2 separate regions of the Mus musculus genome follow, and region 1 is linked to region 2. The links are chromatin contacts, found by POLR2A ChIA-PET in ENCODE. All regions are on one chromosome and are shown on one strand. Each heading gives the region's core, a stretch centred on a gene start or an enhancer-like site at or near the end of the contact. The rest is flanking DNA. Distances are from core to core; before and after follow the strand shown. Region 1 overlaps Aatk (apoptosis-associated tyrosine kinase). Region 2 holds the start of Baiap2 (brain-specific angiogenesis inhibitor 1-associated protein 2).

Region 1 (6,869 bases), core at 47-2,546, 87 kb after region 2:
CCGCCCATTCTAAACCGTCACACTGAATAAAACAGAAAGTGTGTGCATGCCTTCGCGGTTCTCCCTGTGTCTTAGGAAGCGCTTTAAACATTAACCACACTGAGGCCTTGGCTCCGCTGAGGTCATTAGTGCCTCCTACCCAGTCCTATGCTAGTTGTTGCCCTGAGAGGCCCAGTTCACAGGCGCCCCCACCCTGGCCGTCCATCTCCCACACTCCCTCGCAGGACTTGGCTGGGGGATGTGGTCAGGAATCATTACACAAAGCCACATTTGCATAGGAGTGGGACCTTACCATGGGGTGGGTGTCCAAAAACACTTTCGTTAAGATTTCTGTCATCAGTCTTGTCTGCAAGCACCCAGATCCACTACAAGCTCCAAACTCCACATCACTCAGCTCCCGGGAGCAGCCATGTTGGTGCCACTCCTGTACTGCTGAGGCCTGTCTGATGGGAGCTGGGCGATCCCCTCCACTGTGCGGTGTCAGCCAGCCCTCTCCTCTCTATTCTTTTTTTTTTTTTAAAGATTTATTTATTTTATGTACACTGTCGCTGTCTTCAAACACACCAGAAGATGGCATCAGATCCCATTACAGAGGGCTGTGAGCCACCATGTGGTTGCTGGGAATTGAACTCAGGACCTCTAGAAGAGCAGTTAGCGCTCTTAACTGTTGAGCCATCTCTCCAGCCCCCTCTCCTCTCTATTCTTATTGCTGTTGATTGGTTGGCTTTGTTTTCCCAAAGACAACGTTTCTCTATGTAGCTTTTGCTGTCCTGGAACCCACTCTGTAGACCAGGCTGGCCTCGAACTCAGAGATCGCCTGCCTCTCTGCCTCTGCCTCCCGAGTGTTGGGATCAAAGATGTGTGCCACCTGCCCAGGATCTCTTAGCTACTCATGTTACCCCCAACCCCCAGATGCTGAGATTTTCCAGAAATTGAACCGTGTTTGGGTAGTGACTGCCTTTGTGTCTCAGGAGGCCCAGGTTTGGTGGGAGTGTACTTGCGGTTGTCAGAGTGACCCCAAGGCTGCCCACTTGCTTCTCCCTCTGGCCTGCAGCTGTGTCACCTGCTTAGCCTGGCCAAGGAGACTTTGCAGATATTGGTAGATCTTCCCATAGCTCCATGGGTGGTGGCCCTTTGACCCTTTGCTGTCAACCAATGGGATTGACCTTAACCTTTTGACCCCAGTTGTCAGGGAAGCCATTGAAAATAAACATGTGGCCCTTCTCAGGGGAGGGAAGCCTCAGAGGTGAGCACATTCCTCAGATCCTCTTTGCCTCCCAGGTGACACAGGACAGGCCACATGGGGAGGAGAAGGTACCCATAAACAGGCAGACCAACCTTGGCAGCAGGGCAGGTATACCAGGCCCTGATTGGACTAGAGCTCCCAGCAACACTCACAGTGTGACGGGTCAGGCTGGCCGGCAGCCAGTGCTGATGTGAGCATGGTTCGGGCCTCTCCCACCCCCTTCCCTTCTGTTTGAATGCTAGGCAGACACTCTGTTGCTGCCTGGAAGGTTCTGGACAGAAGTGTGCCTCTCAGGTCACATGCTTATTAGCTGGGCCGGACACACCCCTCAAGCCCTCAGGCTCATTCTGCACTCGGCCACTGTCTGGAAACACGGGGCCAGCTGAGGCACAAGAGGAATTAAGGACGGAGGCTGGGGGAAAAGGACGGGCAGGCACCTGCAGTGCAGTCAGAAACCCCCAAAAGTGAACGTGGCTTTGATCTGGTCCTGGCTGTACAGCTCTACCCAACATGGTCCTGTTCCAACCTGTGAGTCCCTGTCCAAACCCACATCTCCACGTTTTGACTAGCCTAGAGTCCAGAAAATCAGGGGGCCAACAGGCCACCCAGGTCTCTTCATAGCACATACCCAATTTAGGTCACCGCAGATGACCCACTTCTGCCACCAGATGGCGATCCCTGGGCATTTTACAGTAATTGCTGAGTGGGGTCCAGAGACTCCCAACTCCTTGGCAAGGGTGTGGAGGAACCAGAAGGCCACCTCAGGCTGGGCGCAACCCCAGCAGCTAATACATGGGCACACCAGGGAGGTGGCCTGCTGGAGGGCAAAGGTCGAGGTGTAGTCGTTCCCCCAGCATCCTCACAACCAGCCTAGGCTGCTGGGAGGTGACTCTGTTCTGGGTCCCAGTCGTGCCAGGCTTCAGACCACCTGTGTGGTCACCTGCTCTATGTAACCTTTCTGTCAGACCTGATGTCTCCAGGATCCCCCATTCTATGGCCCTGTCACAAAACTTCCTGGACCTGGCTCCCAGACACTGCCTTCAAACAAGAAGGAAAGCCAGAGACCCCACAGAGTGGCAGCTGGCTCCCAGAACGCAGTTCCTTCTCTGATAGGCTCCTCTGAGGCCCTGGGGAGAGGCAGTGCTCCCAGACCTGCACGAGGCCAGGGTTTGCTGGCTGGTGCTAGTTGCTCCGTCAGCCCAGTGACACCATTCATGGCTCCAGGGGACGGTGTTTAGGATACACTTTAACTATAGGAAACTTTGTCCCCTTCAAGAAGCCTCCTGTGCCTCAGGGCCCCTGGCCACTGTGGTTGTCTCTTTCCATCTGTTCCACGGTCCCCTCAAGAAAAGTATACAGAAGGCTGTTTGGGGGCTGGAGAGATGGCTCAGCAATTGAGAGCACTGTCTGCTCTTCCAGAGGTCCTGAGTTCAATTCCCAGCAACCACATTGTGGCTCACAGCCATCTGTATTTTCTGATGCCCTCTTCTGGTGTGTCTGAAGACAGCTACAGTGTACTCATATACATCAAATAAATAATTCTTTTTAAACAAAACAAAACAAAAAAACCTAAAGGCTGTTTGGCTGCTGGATTCTCCACATCTTTTCTTTTCTTTTTTTTTTTTTTTTTAAGATTTATTTATTTATTATATGTAAGTACACTATAGCTGTCTTCAGACACTCCAGAAGAGGGAGTCAGGTCTCATTACGGATGGTTGTGAGCCACCATGTGGTTGCTGGGATTTGAACTCCGGACCTTTGGAAGAGCAGTCGGGTGCTCTTACCCACTGAGCCATCTCGCCAGCCCTCTCCACATCTTTTCATAGGTGACAGAGAGGTCCCTGGTCAGAGGGCAGATGGATACCCACCTGCCTTCTACAGGATGGGATAAGTCAACTCCATCAAGTGTGATTCTACCCGGAGTCCACCAGCCAGGAAACTGCCAAGCTGGAAAGGGTAGGTAGGTGGGACCAAGGTTGGTTGCTGGGGCCCAAAATACATAGGGTCAGCTACTTCCCACCATAGGGACTTAAGCTCGGCCTTCCTGTCCTGAGGGGAGGACCTCTTATTACCAGAGCTGCCCTCCCCCCACCCCCGCCTTCCTCTGAGCAATGAAAACATGTCACCCTTCAACATGTCATCCTTCAACATCACCTGGGCCTGACCTGTACCTCAGTCTCCCACACTGAAAGCCCTATTGCCTTACCTGAGGCCAAGGCTTCTGTTGGTCCCCCTGGGCCCTGGAGCAACTCTGCTGAGGGAGCCTCACCCTCACCCTCCTCTCTTCAGTGAAGCCCCAAGCAGTGAGGGAAGGGGCTTGACTTAGAGCCTAAACCAGGAGCCCCCCAGAAAACAAGGGGCTGTGCACGGAGTGACTTCCTCCAGGGCTCTGTGACCTCTGTCTCCTCAGTACTGCGTGAAGGATTAGCAGATATGCACGGGCCAGCTGCTTAGAGTTGGGGACCTGGCTACCCATCCACCGTCTGTGAACTTTGCCTGTTTATACTGAGCTCCTGGCACAAGCAGCCTCACAGATGTTTATAACATGCCGATGACAGGAATACAGAGCTGAAGAATCCGGCCACCCACCCAGACACAGGCACATCCCCTGGGACCTCCATCCAGGGAGGGGTGTCTCGCCTGCTCATCATTGAGCTCTGCCTGATTTCTCCCTAGGACCAGGTTCACCGTGGCTGTTCTTTGTATCACAGAATTCTCTGTGGAGACTCCACATCCACGCCTTTCCCCAGGACTGTGGAAGGCAACCTGCACATTAAACTGTGCCAGTTAGGGACCAGAGAGGGGAGGCTGGTATGGTCATGGCCACTGTAGAAAGGTAAGTCTTTCACTATTGGAGTCTCAGCTTTCTCGCCCTTGACCTTCAGGGTCTGCAGAGGCTTTGGGTCTTCGGGCACGCCCATGTGCATCAGGGTGAGTGTGAGCCTCGAGCCGGGGCACAGATTGAGCTGCTCTTCCCTATACCAGAGTACGCCTAGAGTGAACGCCAGCCAGATGTGGGAAGTCGGAGCATGCCTCCTCCAGCCCCCTCTACCCTCGTGCCAAGGCAGGTGCCAGGGGGCTGCCAGAAATGGAAAGCACCTCAGAGCCCTGGGGTCCCTTGGAAGTGGTTTCTGGCATCCATGGAACCTATCCAGTGACAAAGGGCTGTCCCTCCAAAGACACAAGACTACCACCCCACCCACATGAGATGAAGCACCGCTTCCCATGACGTAAGATACCCCTTCAGTAACAAAGGTCTGTCTTCTCCAGTGACACAAAAGTCCCCACAGTGATGGCGTTCTCATCTGTACTGATGCAAGGCTTCACGCCAGTGACATGAGGCTGATACAAAGTACCCCTGCAGTGACTCCAGATTGTCTTCCCATGATGTCAGGCCCTTCTCCAGTAACCAAGTCTTCCTTCCAGTGAGGTGAGACACTCTTCAAGTAACAGAAGACTCCCCGCTAGTGATACAAGGTTCTCCTTGTATCCCTTTTTGTCAGACAAGCTCACTTCCAGTGACTGGCATATCCATCCCCTCCAGGGGCATGGAACACCCTCAAGTAACAGCTGAGGACCCTCATCAGTGATGCAGGGATAACCCTCCTTTTTGCCTTGTGCAGCCTTGGTAACTGGGCCTGCACATAGACTCAGCCTGGACTACACCCTAAAGTATTCCTCTAAGTGCCCCCAAGATGGGCATGGCTAAGCAAAGGAATAAACAGGAGCTGGAGCTAAGGGGGTCCTGTGGTCAGCACCCAGAAAGAGGGTGCCCATATGGTCACCCTCAGGGCTCATGGGTGACCCTTGAACTCTCCCCATGAAGCGCTGCTGCAGTCTGCGGGCTGTGGAGACAGAAGGACTGAGATCAGAATGTCCCCTAAGGAAGACTGCAGAGGTAGTCAGTCACACACATCTGTACCCCTTAAAAAGGAAGGGTGTAAGATGGGGAGCTTGTCCTGTCACATGACACAGGCTCCCATTCAAGAGGATCAAATGGGGAATAGCCAGTCAGGCCTAAAGCAGAGAGGCCAGCCCTTGCTGCAGCATTGGCTACGGAAACCTCCTGTGCCTGGACCACACAGAGTGTCTAAGTGGATCACAGAAAAGAGGGAATGCTGGGGGCAGGGTATGGGTGTTCAGCAGCACTGAGGAGGAACCCAGGGCCTCACACAAACTCACCAACTGCTAGACAAATGAGCTGCGTCTCAGCCCAGCTTCCTCAGGGAAGACAGAATGTTAAATGTCTAACTAAAAACCACAGAAGCAAAAATTGGATCTGATTCTCTTAAGTATGCTTGTTTTTTTTTGTTTTTGTTTTTTTTTTTTTTTAATAAAAACACTCCTGTTATCCCTGCACTGGAAAGGCAGAGGCAGGAGGCTTCCTGAGGTCTGCTGGCCAGACAGCCTAATCACATCAGTGAGCATCGGGTTCAGGGGGACCCTGTCTGGAAACTGGGCTGAGAATGACTGTGGAAGACACTCCACGTTAGTCTCTGGCCTCCACACACATGTGTGCACACACACAAGAACATATAAACACGTGCACAGTCAAATAATTGGAGTGGCTACAGCAGAAGATGTAAAAGCAGGGTGTGGTGGTTTGCATCTGCAATCCTCGCACTTGGGAAGCAGGGGCAGGCAGGGGGACAAAGGTTTTAAGGCTAAGCCCCTGCACAGCAAGGCTCTGCCTAACACAAACCAGAGATGCTGGTGCAGGTCAGTGGCAGAGAGCACAGGGGAGGCCTGACTCAACCCCCGACACAAGAAGGGGAAGGGGAGGGGAGGAGCCAGAGGAGGAGGGGGAGGAGGAAGAGGAGAGGGAGGAGAAAAAGAAGAAAGGAGGGGAGGGGCGGAGGAAGGAGAGGAAGGAGGAGGGAGAGGAGGAAGGGGAAGAAGGAGGAGGGAGAGGAGGAAGGGGAGGAAGGAGGAGGGAGAGGAGGAAGGGGAGGAAGGAGAGGGAGAGGAGGGAGAGGAGGAAGGGGAGGAAGGAGAGGGAGAGGAGGAAGGGGAGGAGGGGAAAGGGAAGGGGAGGAGAAGGGGAGGAGGGGGAGAAGAAGGGAGAGGAGGAGGGGGAGGGAGAGGAAGAAAAGGGGGGAGGGAGAGAAGGAGAGGGAGGAGAGGAGTGAAGATAAGAGGAGAAAAAGGGGATGGGAGGAAGCCAAAACTCATCCAGCTCTACTCTGTGGACACACATCTTCATCTGGATCAACTGCACCTTGCAACATGAAGCACGGGACAGGATGTAGGGCTGTGTAACTACCAACCACAAGTACTGGAAACAGAAAATGAGGAAGCATCCCAGAGATGGACAACGGCAGAAAACTGGCGGCTTCATTCCTCAGGTTTCACATTGGCAGCTGAGTGCAAGCCACTTGGAATCAAGGGGTGTGTAAGTTATTCCAACCCCGCAGCCCTAATGCTGTCAGTCTCTTCTGTAACGAACCCAAGAATAACATTCAACCCCCACCTTAGGGTCTCCAAGCAGCCCTCTGCCCACCCCACCCCTGCCGCACTCGATACCCGGGTGCAGGTGCCTCAGCTGAGCTGCCATTGGCCGAGAGTAAAGCTGGTTCCCGTGCTCCACTTTGGGATCCATAGACTCCTGCCCTGCACAGGCCTT
Region 2 (6,178 bases), core at 532-3,031:
GCAGGTTTGAGACACTGTCCTGACACCCTCTTCCCACTGTGGGTTTCTGCTGCAGCTGGCCAGCCTCCTGCCTGGGACATGGACAGACCTGAGTCTGCCACCCATGTAGCACAGAAATGGGGTGACTATGGGTAGGCAGGCCCAGGAAAGAGTCTTGGGATGTTGTGGAAGGGGGAGTGGTCCAAGCCATGGGAACTTTTCTTGGGGGAGCTTCTCTGCCCTTTTTCAGACAGACCCCAAGTGTTTGCTGCCAGCCTCCACCTCTAGTTCTCCTCCATGGCCTTGGCCTGGGGCAAGCATGGAGGAGTTGCTTCTACCCCAGTGCACAGCTCCTTGTTGGCTTTCTGATCAGTGAGGGGATCAGTGTGTGCTTGAGTAGGCACCATACCATGCTGGTCTAAATGGACTAGAAAGTGAGATGAAGGGGCAGCTGTAACCAACCAGTCGCAGTGAACAGTAATTGACAAGTCCTTATTTGACAGCCAGTTAGTTTAAGCTGGCTTTCTGTCACAAGAAGAACCCAAGAAAAGACAGATACACAGAGATGTACACAGAGATGTACATAGACGACAAGGAAACAGAGGACAGTGGGCTGAATTCCTTCTCCTTACACATGTAGCAAAGTGAATAGGGGCCGTCTGAGTCCCCTGCTGAGGCTTGACAGCCGCGCCTTGGATTTGTGTCCTCTGGGTTGTTGGAGTGGTGTAACCAGCTGTCCAGGAAATGGATGCTGGAGTGTTATGTTTAATTAAAAGGAAACATTCAGCTCTGGTGTTTTACAATGTAAAGCAAATAATTCCTCTCTGTTCGTCTAATTGATGTAAATATTTCTTCAAAGGGAACCGCGTTGGAACCCCGTGTGCCAACCTGGTCAGTTTTCTCAGCCAAGCCTTACCCTTCCTTAAACCATCAGCTACTGGGCAATTCCAAGCTGTGCTGAGAGGCTCCTCCCCCGGAGCTATCCACCCAACTCCCGCCCCCGCCCCAATTCCCTTCCGAACCACCCCATGGAACTCGCTCCACGTCTCCCTCGCTCCTCTCTTGGGTCCTCTTCCCGGAATTCTAGACCCAACTGTCGGCCGCCACCCTCCGTTCAGCACCAGTCCACCACAAGCACCCGCCCCAGGGCCCACCCTGTCCCGATCCTGCCTCCAGGGCTCAGGGTTCTCCCGCTAGAGTTCAGCACCTTCCTCCGTCTCCACCTACTCCGGCTCCGGGTTTCCTCCCTTCCGGAAGACCGTCCAGGGTCGACGCACGCCTCGCCGACTCACCTGCAATAGCGCGGGAGCCACCGGCCCCTGTCGCGCACTCCTGAGGGACCCTTGAGGGCCTGCAGCTCGGATCGCTGCCTCCCGAGTGCCGCCTCCACGCGCGCTCGCGCCGGTGCCACCCGCACCGCCCACACCCCGCGCTAGCTCTTCCTGCGCCACCCCGCCCCCGCTTTCCGCCCCCAGCCCGGCTGTCGCTCCGACCCCCTCAGGCAGCTCCAGGGCCTCAGCGCGCCGCGCCTCCGCCTCCCAGCGGCCGACCAATTGCCGCTCGGAGCCGGCCTCCGAGTCCCTCCTCTAGCTCCGCCCTTCGCCCCCGCCTCCGAAATCTACCAATAGAAAAGACGGCGCAGGAGCGGGCCTGGCGGTTGCCTAGCAGCGGCTAGGCTGGGCGGGGGCGGACAGCCGGGGGCGGTGATCCGGGCGCGGCGGGGGCGGGGCCCGGAGGCGGGGTTTTTGTGGGGTGGGGCCTTCAGCGGCTATAAAAGCAGCGGCCGCCGGGCGCCGCGCTCTGTGGTCCTGGTCTGCGCGCCTTTTCCTGTTGCTGCAGTTGTCGCTTTCCTCACCGCCACCCGTGCCCCTGCTCTGGTCTGTGGTGTAGCCGGGACCCAGGACCATGTCGCTTTCACGCTCGGAGGAGATGCACCGGCTCACGGAAAATGTCTACAAGGTGAGTTTCCAGCGCGGCTCCGAGTCGCCCCTAGGTCTTCAGGCCCGAGCAGGGCACCGGCTCCCGGACTGCGGGTGTGGTGGACCGATCTTCCGTTGGTCACAGGTGGCCGCGCCCGCCCAGGGTCCTTACGCCCGCCGCGGCCCGCGCCGTCCCCGAGCACGAGTGGACGCCCCCACCCCGACGGCGCCGCTCAGCCCCCGCGCGCTCCCTCAGTACGCCTGTCTGTCCTGGCGTCCGGAGGGACCGAGATGTTCAGGGCCTGGGCTGCTCTGCGATCTGGCCTGGTCCGCTGCATCCCAGAGTGAGGGGAACAAGGAGCGGGGGCGGCGTGGAGGTTGCAGGCTGCTGCGGGCGGTCGCCCTGCGCTTGCTTGGCGCGGTGGCACCGTGGGGCTCTTCTAGGTGCTGTTATGCCAGCCTCTGGGCACTTTCTCTTCAACAGGCTTTCCCTTTCCACAACTCCTTTACGAGTGTTAATGGACGTGGCCCAAAGTGGGAGGTCGAGCTCGGACAGGTTGGATGGGTGGACAGATAATCCATCATCTTATGTAACCGCAGAGGGAGAAGACTAATTGTGTAGGAGGCTGACGCGCCTGCTTTTGCTTCTGATATGTGTTAAGAGTCTCGCATTCACATACTAATCTGTGAAATGACAGTTTCTCATGGAAGAACTGCAGAGCCTTGTGCAAGCCCCCTGGTGTCATGTTATGTCCATGCTTTGGGTACAGATGGACGGGCCATTTCCTATTTCTTCACCATGGGTTCTCACAGCCCTGGCCCCTTACCCTCAACAGCACAGCCTGGGGCTCCCTGATGGCATCAGGTCCGCTGCAGTTCTCAGTGACATTTTTTTTTTCAAGAGAGAAATTCCTGCCCTGCCCTGTGCATGGCAGTCCTCTTTACAAAGCTGTGCTTTATTTCAAAACTGTCTTAAGGGTGAGTGAAAGGCTTTCCACCAGCCACTAGGTTTTCACATGGAGTTGCTGGTTCATGGCTAAATGGGATTGTGCTCTGCTCGAGAGCAACAGTTTCTGATTGTATGAACCAACCATGGTTGTGCCTTTCTAGGCAATGGCCTGTGAAACCCTCATAGCTGTGCTTGCTCTGTTGCCTACAGCAGATGGAAGCCTCCAGGGTGGCTGCTTAGGTTTCAGCTGGAGTCCCGGGGGCAGATTATACTTTAATTCATCATTTAATAAAGGCTTTAGAGTTGTAGTTACATGGGTCTGGAGGAACCTTGAAGGTGGGTGTAGGGGCTGAAGGAGCTCTAAAACCATGTTCAAGCTGCCGGCAAACAAGATTGAGAACAGCCTTTTGTTCTTTATGTTTAGTATCTGTAGACTCCATGGTATATGTTCCCCTCTTGTTGGTCTGCGGAAGCACATGCTGTCGGGAGAGGGAGGTTTATTAAATTATTAGTCATTAGTTCCATTACAGTTTGCTTTGTACTGCAGGGGAATGGGAAAAGAAATACTGGTCACAGTCTGGTTTTCTTGCTTCTTTACTGAAATCGTTAAAGAGGAACTTCCATGGTGAGAATCACGCAGGGTATGAGGAGTAGCTTTGCTTTGGAGAGTCCCATGGTTCTCCTTAGTAAAACTCATGCCCGGGCAGTCAGCCTGCACGTAACGGCTTCAGGCTTCACTCACATGCTGCTGTAATTCATCTGGATGTCCAGTCAGAGCTGTTGCAGTGGCAGAGAATCTGGATCCAGAAGATCTGGATCATGGCACTGATTGAGGGCTAGCAGGCTGGGAGCTTAGAATGGAATTACTGTGGGTTTGGTGGGGCAGTGGTTGGTGAACCTTCCATGTGAACATGAGGTGATGAGATCTTTTGAGTTTTTGAGGTGTTGGACACAGGTCGGGTGTAGATGTCTGAAGGGCTTTCTTGCAGTGTAGGCAGGTGGCTCTTGTATCCACTGAGGCCTAGTCATTGACTCCTGTGCTCTGTTCTCGTTTTGTATTTTGTCACTGATGTGTATGATGTATGGTGGTGCTAGTACAGGTTGGGCAGCTTTGGCATGTGGGCTAGGGAGATATCCAGCCCACACAGAGGCACAGTCAGAGAAGAGCCAAAGTCACACGTGTGCAGTTTCAGGCCGGTCCAGCCAGTCTGCCATGCTGTCTTCTCTGGGACATGGAGTAACTGACTCTCTACTAGGGGCTCCTCCTATGCTGGTTGGTGCTTGCAGATATGCTGGCAGTACCTCCTGAGAAGGCCGGGACGTGGCTCTGCTCAGTGTCACCCGCCATGCAGGCTCCGCTGTTTGCTTTGGCCCTTGCATCACTTCAGCTGCAGTTCTGAGTGGTGTTTGCCTTGGCAAAGAAGGATGCTTGTCCTTGGCCCTCCTGATTAAGAATTCAAGAATACAATGTACAGTTTTGATTTTCCTCCTGGAAGAATGCAGACTTTGACCTCTTTCCTGGTGGCTCGGTTCCCTTGGGAGCTGTGTCCTCGGGGAATTTCATGGAAGATGAAGGGAAGGAAAACAGGGCAGCCTCGTGACGTTCACCAGGAGCTCATCCATAGGCCTTTGGGCCCTTCAGAGAAGGGGAGCTTCAGGCAAGGAAGACCCCTTCCTCGTGCACAGACAACAGAGAGTAGAGGCCGGCTAGTGTTCACCCTAGGTAGCACCTGGGTTGGGCATAGATTACTGGAGGCAGGGTCTACTGCCACAGGTGAAAGAGCGTGGTCTTTAGAATGAAGTCAGCCCAAAGCCTCAGAGCCCTCTTGGATCCCTCTGAGTAAACATGCTCTATGAGATCCTAGTGGGATGAGAACAGGTCAAGTTAGCAAATTTGTTGCTGTTTTGAAGATAGGATCTCATTACTTATCCCTGACAGTCCTGGAACTCATGATATAGACTAGGCTGGCCTCAAACTCACAGAGATCTGCCTGCCTCTGCCTCCCTAGTGCTAAGAGTAAATGATTGGCCTTTTTTTTTCTTCTCAAAAGTTTGTGTGCTTGTGTGTGTGTGTGTGTGTGTGTGTGTGTGCTTGTGTGTGTGTGTGTGCTTGTGTGTGTGTGTGTGTGTGTGTGTGTGTGTGTGCTTGGGGGGGGCGCATGCCACAGCTCCCACAGAGTGGTTAGAGGACAACCATGAGTGTGTGTGCTCCTCTGCATGGGTTATAGGTTGAACTCTGGCTGTCAGCTTAGTGGCAAGCACCCTTACCTGGTAAGCCATCTCACCAGCCCAAGTAAGATTGTTGTTGTCAGTTTTCTGAGACAGGGTTTCAGGTAGACTAGACCTTCCTCAACCTCACTGTGTAGCTGAAAATGACCTTGAACTCTTGATTCTCCTGCCTCCACCTTCCAAGTGCTAGAATGAATAGGCATGCATCTTTATGCCTGACTGAGCTTCGTGGTTTCTCAAGGATTATAGTTCACAAGGAGTTCTGACTTCTGGGTAACCCTATAACCCATTGAGGGTGGCAATCACTTCTTCAAGAATAGTAGTACTAGCATTCCTCCTGAGAGGAAAGCTGGTAGAAGACGTTTGTGGTTCCAGGGCCTGGGGGCAGAGTGGTTGAGATTGTTACCAGCAGCTGCCTGGTCATGTTCCTCACACTATGGCTGTTGGCAGAAAGCTGTAGCCATCTAATGAAGGTGCAGGTACCAAAAGGGTCCTGGAGCTGTTGTGCTAAACACAAGTCTGGAGGGAGGAGTCTACCACCACTCCTACATCCCTCTCACTTCCTTAGAAGGATGATTTTGGGGAACTTTGGAAGCATGGGACTATAACCTCTCTGCTCAGACCGAAGTGGTACTTGTCTCTTATTTTAAGAAGGGTATCTACAGTGAAGTGGGGTTTCTCACAGACACCAATTGGCAGGGCATGCCTGCTGAGAGGAGAGAGGCTACAGTGCTGTGTAGCCACCTTTTGTGTGTGTGTCCTGCATGTGTGTGTGTCCTCCTTTTGTATTATAGGTACTTCCAGGGCAGGCCTATCAGTAGAGGCTGAGTGTGCTCTCACTGAGCGGACTGCCCGTACCTGTCATTTTTGTTTGTTTTATTTTGTTTTTTGAGACAGGGTTTCTCTGTGTAGCCCTGGCTGTCCTGAAACTCACTCTGTAGACCAGGCTGGCCCCGAACTCAGAAATCCGCCTGCCTCTGCCTCCCAAGTGCTGGGATTAAAGGCGTTCACCACCACTGCCCTGCCCATGCCTGTCTTTTGAGCACGCACTTCATAGGTTACCTGCCCTTGTCTACCACCAGCATCTTAAGGATTGCAGTTC

The links. ChIA-PET counts read pairs that join two places held with the same protein, here RNA polymerase II (POLR2A).
Region 1: POLR2A ChIA-PET joins it to region 2 with 22 read pairs in embryonic stem cell. The contact joins the enhancer-like site here to the promoter of Baiap2 in region 2. POLR2A ChIA-PET finds 5 or more read pairs at or near these places in 4 of 5 experiments (Patski and embryonic stem cell).

What each region holds. Positions count from the first base shown.
Region 1 is chr11:120,028,469-120,035,337 of GRCm38, forward strand. All of the region lies in intron 1 of Aatk (apoptosis-associated tyrosine kinase), which reads right to left. Among named protein-coding and RNA genes, the nearest start is that of Aatk, 15 kb to the right of the region's middle. Within about 2 kb of position 1,297, at least 2 of the 3 ENCODE cell types and tissues checked have a DNase peak (open chromatin) inside an H3K27ac peak, as active enhancers do.
Region 2 is chr11:119,941,311-119,947,488 of GRCm38, forward strand. It overlaps Baiap2 (brain-specific angiogenesis inhibitor 1-associated protein 2), which reads left to right and starts at 1,782. Exons shown (of 14, transcript NM_130862.4): 1 at 1,782-1,938. The coding sequence starts at 1,885. It overlaps Gm11767 (a long non-coding RNA gene), which reads right to left and starts at 1,784. Exons shown (of 5, transcript XR_001780400.2): 1 at 1,272-1,784.